Linked DNA regions of Homo sapiens: region 1 is linked to region 2. Evidence: chromatin loops called from intact Hi-C (ENCODE). Cell type or tissue: sigmoid colon. All regions are shown on one strand.

Region 1 (5,000 bases), 50 kb before region 2:
CCTAATGGGGCTGGGTGAGAGGGCACACTCACATAGCACATTAGATTTCCTGTGTAAATTATCATTTGTTTCTACCGTATATGGCTATTACAAAGCATGTTGTGAAGATCCAATAAGACAATGTACAGAAAATGTCTAGTGTAGCATCTGACATTATCATTACCATTACAATAGAAACACATTCTACCCACTGTTTGGATCAGGTGGAAAAATGCAAAAGAAAAAAATTCTTTTTTTTTTCTTTTTTTGCAGCCTCATTTTTGGACCAGAGTATCTCTAAGTATCTCAAAAGTATTGTAATGTCATATTATATTTTTGAAATGTTTTATTTTCTTATAATCAAATATTTAAACCAATATTTTGTTAGCAACAAGCTAATGAATAGAAAATGGAAGGTAACTTCTTAAATATTCATGATTTCTAAAAGACAGCTTGCCCACTGGGATTCTTTGGCAGATATGCAATTACCATTGTAGAGAACTAAAAGGAGCTTTAGGTATCATTTTTAAAACAAGGAAACTAAAACCCAAAGAGACTAAGGGAATGCCAGACCTAGTACAAAAAAAAAGGATCTACTTTGGACGCCTGTAAAAATGTCTTTGCACTAATCTTAGCTATTAATACATCCAAATGAGGCTCAGTCACCCTCGAGTCACCCTCAGATGGCATGATCATACAAATAAGGGGAAATTAACATTTGCAAGGTAAATACTGGCCAACCGTTTCTACATAAATTACTGTCTTTAGTTCTCTCACAAAAACTTTGCAACATAGATATTATCAGTGTTACTTTTTTGTTTTTTTTTTGGAGACAGGGTTTTGCTCTGTCACTCAGGCTGGAGGACAGTGGCCTGATCATAGCTTCATATCTCACTGCAGCCTCAAACTCCTGGCCTCGAGCCATCCTCCCACCTCAGCCTCCCAAGTAGCTGGGATTACAGGAGTCAGCCACAGAGCCCAGATAACAGTACTTTTTTTTTTCTTTTTTTTAGACGGAGTCTCTCTGTCACCCAGGCTGGAGGGCAGTGGCGTGATCTCAGCTCACTGCAACCTCGGTTTCCCAGGTACAAGGAATTCTCTGCCTCAGCCTCCTGAGAACCTGAGATTACAGGCGCCCACCACCACGTCCGGCTAATTTTTTTTTTTTTTAATAGAACCAGGGTTTCACCATCTTGGCCAGGCTAGTCTTGAACTCCTGACCTCTTGATCCACCCACCTCGGCCCCCCAAAGTGCTGGGATTACAGGTGTGAGCCACCGCACCCAGTCAACACCAATTTTAAGGTAAGGACAGTGAGGCCAATAAAGACCACAAGATCAGTAGTAGGCAAAGCTGGGACTCAGATCCAGGTCTAACCCACTACAAAGCCTCAGCCATTTTCAATATACTTCAGCATCTGCTAGAAGGTTAAGTGAGTCCTGCAACACCCCCATTATTGAAAAAAAGTCACTTTTTCTAATTTTCTGGCTGTTAAGTAGTTAAGCAGAAACTTTATAGCCAAAGGATGAAAACTGTTCCAAGATCACATACCTGTGGTGGAGTCAATGGTAAAAAGGGACGACACGTTTCCTGGAATAAGCTCATAAGCCACTGTCCCATATATCCCAGAGTCCTGGTCAGTGGCAAGAACATTGATGATCTCGGTGCCTGGCTGGGTCTCATCACTGATGCTCGTCACATAGGTTGATGGGTTAAACACAGGATGATTATCATTCACGTCCTCCAGGTCCACACGAACAAAGGCTTGGGCACTTAGCCCACCCTGGTGGATGAATGAGTGGTGATTACAAATGGGTTTTTGCTGAACACTAGGATGTAGAATAATTGACAATGGCCCTACAATAGTCTTGAAACAACAGAATTTGAATATGTGGGGGTTTGTATATGTATATGTGTGTATACACATATACACACACCCCCATACATACACATTTTGTCATTTCAAAAGAGTGTGTATATATACACACACACACAGACACACACACACACAAACACGTCTTTATATTCATTTTATTTTCAACTTTGATGTATGAATTCATAGGTAACAGCATGGTATGTACACTTCACTGCTGATTCTTAAGCATGGAATGAGATTTCCACTTAGAGCAGCTGTGAGGCAAAAATTTCAGAGTAGAGGCCAAATACATTCAAGGAAATTTGTCCTGATGTCCAAAAAGAAATCAAAATCACTTTTATCCCTAAGATAATTTTTAAGTGAATGCTGGTAAGTGCTAAGAAGAAGGTGTGAGGGAGCATGGGCAGGGGGGTGCCCTGGTGAAGCCTTCACTAGGAAGGTACCATTGGTGTGCAGACCAACCCACATGAGGCAGCTAGACTTCAGTTACCAGAAAGGAAAGAATAACAGGCAGAGGAAAGAGCAGAGCCAAAGGCCCTAAGGCAGGAACGTGGTGTACCTCTCAGGCCTGCTCAGCCGCAGCAAGGAAGCAGGAAGGGCTGAGCTCAGAGAGGCAGGAGTGAGTCCTAGGGACCTCTGCAGGTCTCTGGAAGGACATGGTTCTTCCTCACAGGAGGGCTTTGAGCACAAGAGTGGCCTGATTTCACTGAGATGTTAACACTGCTCTAGCTGCAGTGTTCAGAACAGACCGAAGAGCAGCAGGGTGGAAGGAGGGAGAACGGGCAGGAGGAGGCTCTTTGAATCAAGTCCAGAGTGGATGGGGCCTGAAGGAGGACAGGAGCAGTGCAGGTACTCATCCCAGATCCTGGGGGCCAGATTTGTTTGGGAATTCTGAATTTTTCAAGTTTTAGAAGGGAATGCAGCACCTAAAGTAGTGAGAAGTGGATCCCATACTGCTTTTTTGGTGTTGCCTCCATCTAAAATCAAGGAGAAAGAGAGCAAATGAAATAGAAGAAAATAATCCTCTGCAATTTTTACTTTTCTAAAGTAAAACACATGTTCCCACTTTAAAGCACCATTTTCTGTTTCTATCTGGTACATTTTGACACTTTCATCTTTGACAAAAATCCTTGGTAAGTCACAACAGCCTGGGTTTTCTCACTCATGTATCCTCCCCCTCTTCATCTTTTTTGTTTCCTTTTTCTACTCTGGCAGGGAGGCACAGAGCAAGGAGGAAAAATGACAAGGAGGAAGAAGATTTGGCAAGGGACAGAGGGAGAACTGCTGCCATGCAGAGAGGAAGCACTTGTTGACAGGGAGAGAGGGAGGGCAAGAATGAAGATTGTATGGGAGGAAGGTAAGACAAACCCAGAAACGGCTGTCCTGCTCTGAGCTCTGAGCTCTGAGGTCCCTTGTACTCCAGGCTTTGAGGACTAAAAAATGATGGGGAAATAATTTAGAAATAGTCTGATTTTCCATGTTCTGAGTTGAATAAAGTGCCAGAGCCATGCCGGGTATCAATTAGAATAGGAGAAATGGGGCTGGTTATGATTCCACAAAGAACAATGCAAGTTCATCTATCTGGCCTTTATGCTTAAAATGCAGGGTCGCCCTACATCTGCAGCCACCCTAAGTAACCTGTATGTCTCCAGGTTCGACGTAGTAAGAGGGGACTGCACACTGGTGATAAGCTTATAGAAAATATTCCTTCACCTCTGCCACAGACCCTGCTGCTGCTCGAAACTGCCTTTCTTCTCAGTTTTGCTTTCCCTTTTCCTTTCCCCTTCCTCTTTCTTTTTTATTTCTCCTCAAATTCAAGAGGTCACTTAGGGTTGAGGTAAGAGAAGTAATGAAAAAGTGGGGAAAATATGAAGAAATGAATATTGCCCCAGCTTAAGATATTTAAGAACAAAGATCCTAAATCAGGCAGTGCTGTAAAAAATAAGCAAATGTTAGATGCACAAAGTGGAAAACGTATAATACTTTTTTTTTTTTTTTTGAGATGGAGTTTCTCTGTTGTTGCCCAGGCTGAAGTGCAATGGCACGATCTTGGCTCACCGCAACCTGCGCCTCCCGGGTTCAAGTGATTCTCCTACCTCAGCCTCCCGAATAGCTGGGATTACAGGCACACACCACCACACCCGGCTAATTTTGTATTTTTGGTAGAGATGGTCGACTGGTCTCGAACTCCTGACCTCAGGTGATCCACCCACCTTGGCCTCCCAAAGTTCTGGGATTACAGGCATGAGCCACCATGCCTGGCCAACAATACATTTTTGTTGCCGGTAGGGTAAGCACACTAGTGGGGCTAGAGAGGGCTGGGCATTTAGTGACAGAGGCTGGGCAGAATCCAGAGGACAGGCTTGGCAGTCAGATTCCTCTCACCTGATTTAAGTGCTAAAGAGGACAGATTTATTCTACTCCATCAGTATAAAATGTGGTGTGTACATTCTTAATATATATTTTTTATCTGTTAATAAACTGTATATACATTTACTGTGCTAATGTATTACTTATATTACAAATATCAGAAAACTAAAATGTAAAAGGACAGAATTCTAATGTTGTCTTCTTAAACACCCACATGGGACAACTATTGCTATCCTCAATGAAATGACAAGATCAAATCTAGATTTTAGAAAGAGGTATCTGGGATAGGGAAGAAGAGATGCATCTTTACAAAAAAGGTAGAGAACTTCCTCAGACAAAAAGGGGGGAAAATGCTGAATTCACCAAGTTAAGTGGATGCATTCTATGCCTCAGAACTTCTCACAGAGCCTTTTGCACATACATTTCTAGAGGGAGTGAGTTCTGAGGTGTTCCCCACTCTTTTTAGGCCCCAGAATGCTCTTTGAAAGAAACATATTGGGAAACCAGTTTCCCACAGAACACAGTGCGGGAATAGCTGATCTAAACTAATTTTCTCCATCCACTTAGAGTGTGCACTTCCCAATGCTGTGTAGCTAAACTTTTGTCCAGCTCATGGAAACTGTTTCGATAATGCAACCTCATGAGAGACTGAGTCAGAGCCACCCAGCAAAGCCACTTGCAGGTTCCTGGCCCTTAAAAACTATATAAGATAATGAATGTTTGCTATTTTAAGCTGCTAGATTCAGGAATAATTTGTTATACAGCAATAGGTAGCT
Region 2 (5,000 bases):
CTCTACTCAAAACACAAATTTATCACTAACTGTCACTGGACTGCTATCCAACTACAACTTCCCCATCTCATGCATAAAACTATGCTTTTAAAGTACTAAAACATTAATACCCACCAAGATGGGGGATAGGCCTTTTCTTACATGAATATGTAAAAGTTGATTTAGGTATTCGTGATAGAGAAGTGAAAGGAAAGACTGAAAATGAGACCTTGCTCACCTCTTTCCTAAATGGGATACTGCAGGTTATAAGGAAAATCAAGAGTGGACAGAGAAAAGGGAGTTTAGAATGATCTGAACCTGTGTTGGCAGTCATGCCATTGGGGAACACAGCCATTCAACAGTGGAAGTACTTGCCTTCCTTGACAGCTGCTAAGAAGGTGATGCCGCGGCTACAGCTCCCAGATGAGCTCATGTGGGTATGGCAAAAGGTTCACCCCTGTAACATACTGTCCTCTTTAGCAGCTGTTCAACTGCCTAACACATGGCTATTTTCTCTGCCTAAATCAGTATCATTTAGTTATACTACTGAAGACCGGGAGGGACCTGATATAACTGATGCTATTTGCAAATTAATAGATGAGGGAACTAACCATAAAAATTTTTTCAGAAATCTGATACTAATTTGAACAGTATTTTCAATCAATTACAAGGATTCATTTCTAATCTTCTCTCAAATATTGATGAAACATTTCATAATTTGTTTTGACTTATACATAGATTTAATTGCATATACATTTAATTGGAGCCCATGACTCATTAGCAATAGAATTTCCTAACTTGCTCCAAATTTTCAGTAGCCTCAGGTTTCCCAGAGACCCAGCCTTTCTCAGTTGCCATGGATTTCCTGCCTCTGGGGGTGCCACCACATTATTACTTAGAGGCATTCCTACTCCTAAATCTGCTCTTGAATGAGCTGGCATTTGACAGAATTCCTCCTTTTTGGAGAAGCAACCAGAGGCAGTCTGAGATTATTCAGATATTTATCTTTGACTTCCGGTACTGGGGGAAAGACAGAAAGACTTAGCTAAAGAATCTCAAGTAAGCCTGACCTTGGGTACTGGAGACCTAAAGCTACGGTATCTCCAGGTCCCGAGCGTCAGTAAGATGGAGCTAATTAGGAGGAAACCGAGGTCGGTGAGGAAAATGACTATGAGATCAGATTCAGCCCAAAGCGTGGCCAGGAATCAGCTCCACCCAGAGGTCTCCAAAAAGTGGCAGAACACTCTGAGTTTTCTCCAAGGGAATTGATGGACAGACTTGTAGGAAGAAAACATAAATTCACTTAAATAAGTTTTTTACCTCTTCCATTTTATTATTTTTTAAATATTTTTATCTTATATATTTTAAATTCATATTTTATCTTCTATATTCATTTTTATTTCATGTATACATTCACATTTATACACCTGTATACAAAATTCTTGCACGTGGTTTATAAGGAAATAAACATATACTGGAGATGAGTACTCAAAACTTTTATTAATAGGTACATTCAGTCCAAAAAGTTTGAAGGCTGATGCAGTAGAACTGAGATGAGCACAAGAGAAGGGGTAGGAAGAGGGCGCTAAGTCAAATGGTCATGATCAGCTGTCTGAAAGTTGGGGAGATCCCACAGGAAGAGAGCCCAGAGACGGGGGACAGGATAGGCCCCGAGGACAGCCTGGAAGGAGGGTCCACACCAGAAACAGAGGAGCACAGCTGCATCAGCCCCGTCTTCTATTTCCTGCCAGAGGGACGCAGTTGACCTCACAGCGCCCCCACCTCGCATCCCAGGATCATTAGCAGCTGACAGCGCAGGGAGGCTGTGTTTATCCAACATCTTTTCTTTTTCTTTTCCTTCAGGCCTCTGGTGTTATTCCCCACCCGACGAGGAATACGTCTTCCTTCTGTTATTAAATCTTCAGGCTCCCTGAGTCCTGCTCCTATTGTTTCCTCTTTTGTGCCATCTGATCCTCCAAACACCTTGTCCTAGGCTCTAGCCGGACATTTCTGACATCTCAAGACTTGAGACTTTGATTTCTGAGCCCCTCAGATCACACGGTAACTCCACCCACTTTCCTAAGCAACCAACTTGGTACCACAGAAGAGGAACTGGGGAAAATCAAACTGAATAAAAACACTTATAAATAAGCTAGTTTCCCCCTGTGTAACAGCACGGTTTCCCCGGTGCTGCTTGTTTAAATCTCCGAGCTGGCGGCGCCAGGCAGGAAAGTGTCTGCTCCAGCTCCTCGCTGCACCTTCCTCACATAATCTTGGCGAACGTTCACATTTCCAGTCAGCGTGGCTCATTTTATTTCCCAGATGTTTTTACACTCCGAGGCCAAAACTAACACGAAATCGCTCCTTTCCTGTCACCCCCGGCCTCTGTCTGTCCCCGTCACTCCCGTCCTCCCATTACCCTCTCCCAGCTGCAGGGATCACGGACGCCAAGCGGCACTATTTTACTAGGAGCTGCAACTACAACCACAGGATCGCGGCGGGGTCGCCCTCTGTGAGAAGCCACACAAACGCGAATCACATGGCTAAAACCACACAAAAACCACCTGTCACCACCTCAGGCCGGTCCCGAGTGTGTGTGTGTGTGTGTGTGTGTGTGTGTGTGTGTGTGTGTGTGTGAGAGAGAGAGAGAGAGAGAGAGAGAGAGAGAGAGAGAGAGAGAGAGACCAGTCAGGGGAACTGGGAGTCATTCTTCCCGTTTACAGTGCAGACTCCCAAGTGCACTGTGAGCACATTTTTGACAGTTTAATGTTCAGGATTAGTAGCCTTACCAGACTTCCTTGGCCAAATTCAAGAACTATTTCCATTTAAGCCAAAGCACTTTGTTATTACTCAACAGTTGTTTTAATTAACTCCCTCAGAGCAACTGTGGCCCCAATAAGCTGCTTCAAGGGAGGGATCTCACGATATTTTTTGACCTCACACGAGAAAAACCTACAAACATTAGTAGTGGACTGGTTAATCTGAGCTGTTTCAGAAATCAAATTGTTTTATGCACTATTTGGGACATGATTATACTAAAAACAAAACAAAAAACTATTCATTGTTTATCTGAAATTCAGATTTCACTGAGCACCCTTTTTCTTTGCTAAACTGAACAATCCTAACATGGCCAGGGGGAAAAAAGTGTCCTGGTTCTGTGAGAATCAGTGTTGTCTTAGGAAGACCTGGAAAACAAAACATAAAATCCTTCTAATAGCAGAAACTATCTTAAAAATCAACTAGGCTTTCAATTCTCTTTCTATATTCTACTACCAGAATATGGTATTTTCTCAACTTTCAGAGAACAAACTAAGTTAATTAAAATTTCTCAATGTTAAGCTTTTTTTCCCAATATTTTTTCTAACCATTTCATCTTTGCTTATTTGCCAGCAAACACCAGTGGATGTCAGAAAAAGTGAACAATCCTTAAATGATATTAGTAGGAAAAATGACCTACCCATTCTTAGTTTGGAAGGTTGCCTTTTTCTGAACAAATATTCTTATTTTTGTAACATTTATATTATATGGTCAAATTTCTGTCGTACAATTATTTCTAGTTAATACAATAATTTTAAATGCACCTGTAGGTCATGGTATTCTTCTAGGGATATAGTTATCAGAATAAATGTGAAAACCAGCAAATAATTGCATGTATTTCTTTCATATTACATATGTAGAACCCGAGGCTCAGAAAACCCATGAATGTGCCCAGAGTTAGGCACATGGCCCCGCTGTATCAGCACTAACGCCAGGTGTCTCAGTGCCCAGCTCACTACCTGATTAAAAACAGGACACTACTTTTCAAATGGCAGAAGCCCCTTGCAAGGTGTCGCCAGCTGAGAGTGCCTTTAATCCACTCACTAAGACTCCCTTTTCCTCTTCCACCATTTAGAAAGGATGATTATCACACCACTGCAGCTAAAACATAAAAGAACATATCAAAGGAATTTGTAAAGTATTTATTAAAAACATTTATTTCAGAAGAGCCAATGTAACAAAATTTTGCTATTGCAAAATTGACACAAAATGCCAGTTGTTCTCCCCTTTTAGATCCATGCACTCTTTTTAGTTAAGCATTTTGTAATATCTCCTTTTCTACCCTGATATAAATTTTTTATGACATCGATATAATGTCCTAGCTATAATATAAAGGGAAAATAAAAGTGATTCATAGTAAAATATCATGTATTTCAATATGTAATTATGTAGGTATGACTACAATAGGAAACACAATGAGATAGATATTTGCACATATTTTTAATGAGTAAGTTTGGAGTTATGAGAAGACACCATTCCATAAGCTTTTGTACATATTTTACAATTTGAAATAAGGACTAAATAAAGCTGTATGCATAGAAAAACAGCATGAATGCTGAACATGAATGAATGCTTCATATTTGACATTTTAAAAGAAAAAACAAGCCTATATGCATGTGTATGTGTGCATGTGGGTGCACATGCAAACACACATGCAATCAGCATGAATGTAATAGCTACAAAAATAGGCCTCCTGAGTAGGTGACTCAATTTAATAGGCAATGCTGCCATCAGTGACGCATTTTGCAAAATGGTAAAGTTACAAATAAAGTTTCATCTTACCTCAGTTTACTTAGTAGTTGTATTCTTGGGTAATTCAAAGTATATAAAGTCAGCACAAAAATTATTTTGTGTGTTTATACAGAAAATAGAGTAAGGTTCTGGACTTACGTAGGTTATTATAAGCAGGTTTTTCACCTGCTTGGATATCAAACTACTCATTCAAAATTTATGAGGAACTCAAGCAACTTTTACATTGTGTGAAAAATGAGATGCAGCAATTATATTTTAAAAATGCTACTTTGTGAGGCTGAGGCGGGTGGATCACCTGAGGTCAGGAGTTCAAGACCAGCCTGGCCAATGTGGTGAAACCCCATCTCTACTAAAAATACAAAAGTTAGCCGGGTGTGGTGGTGGGCACCTGTAATCCCAGCTACTTGGGAGGCTGAGGCAGGAGAATCGTTGAACCTGGAAGGCGGAGGTTG

The links. Peaks named below come from ENCODE experiments on the same cell type or tissue, not always from the same donor. Only the 100,000 strongest peaks of a DNase experiment are listed, where the experiment ranks them.
Region 1: it touches region 2 in a loop (2.1-fold over the local background); 3 of 110 quality-filtered maps call a loop at or near these places.

Annotation. Positions count from the first base shown.
Region 1 is chr4:154,364,681-154,369,680 of GRCh38, forward strand. It overlaps DCHS2 (dachsous cadherin-related 2), which reads right to left. Exons shown (of 20, transcript NM_001358235.2): 3 at 1,530-1,761. Among named protein-coding and RNA genes, the nearest start is that of DCHS2, 120 kb to the right of the region's middle. RefSeq lists an enhancer at 3,647-3,716. In sigmoid colon, no CTCF peak of the experiment used is centred here; a DNase peak (open chromatin) is centred at 2,431.
Region 2 is chr4:154,414,590-154,419,589 of GRCh38, forward strand. The region is part of intron 1 of DCHS2 (dachsous cadherin-related 2); the gene reads right to left. Among named protein-coding and RNA genes, the nearest start is that of DCHS2, 75 kb to the right of the region's middle. RefSeq lists enhancers at 1,605-1,824, 2,112-2,613. In sigmoid colon, no CTCF peak of the experiment used is centred here; DNase peaks (open chromatin) are centred at 1,752 and 2,332; H3K4me3 peaks cover 1,663 bases; H3K27ac peaks cover 1,251 bases.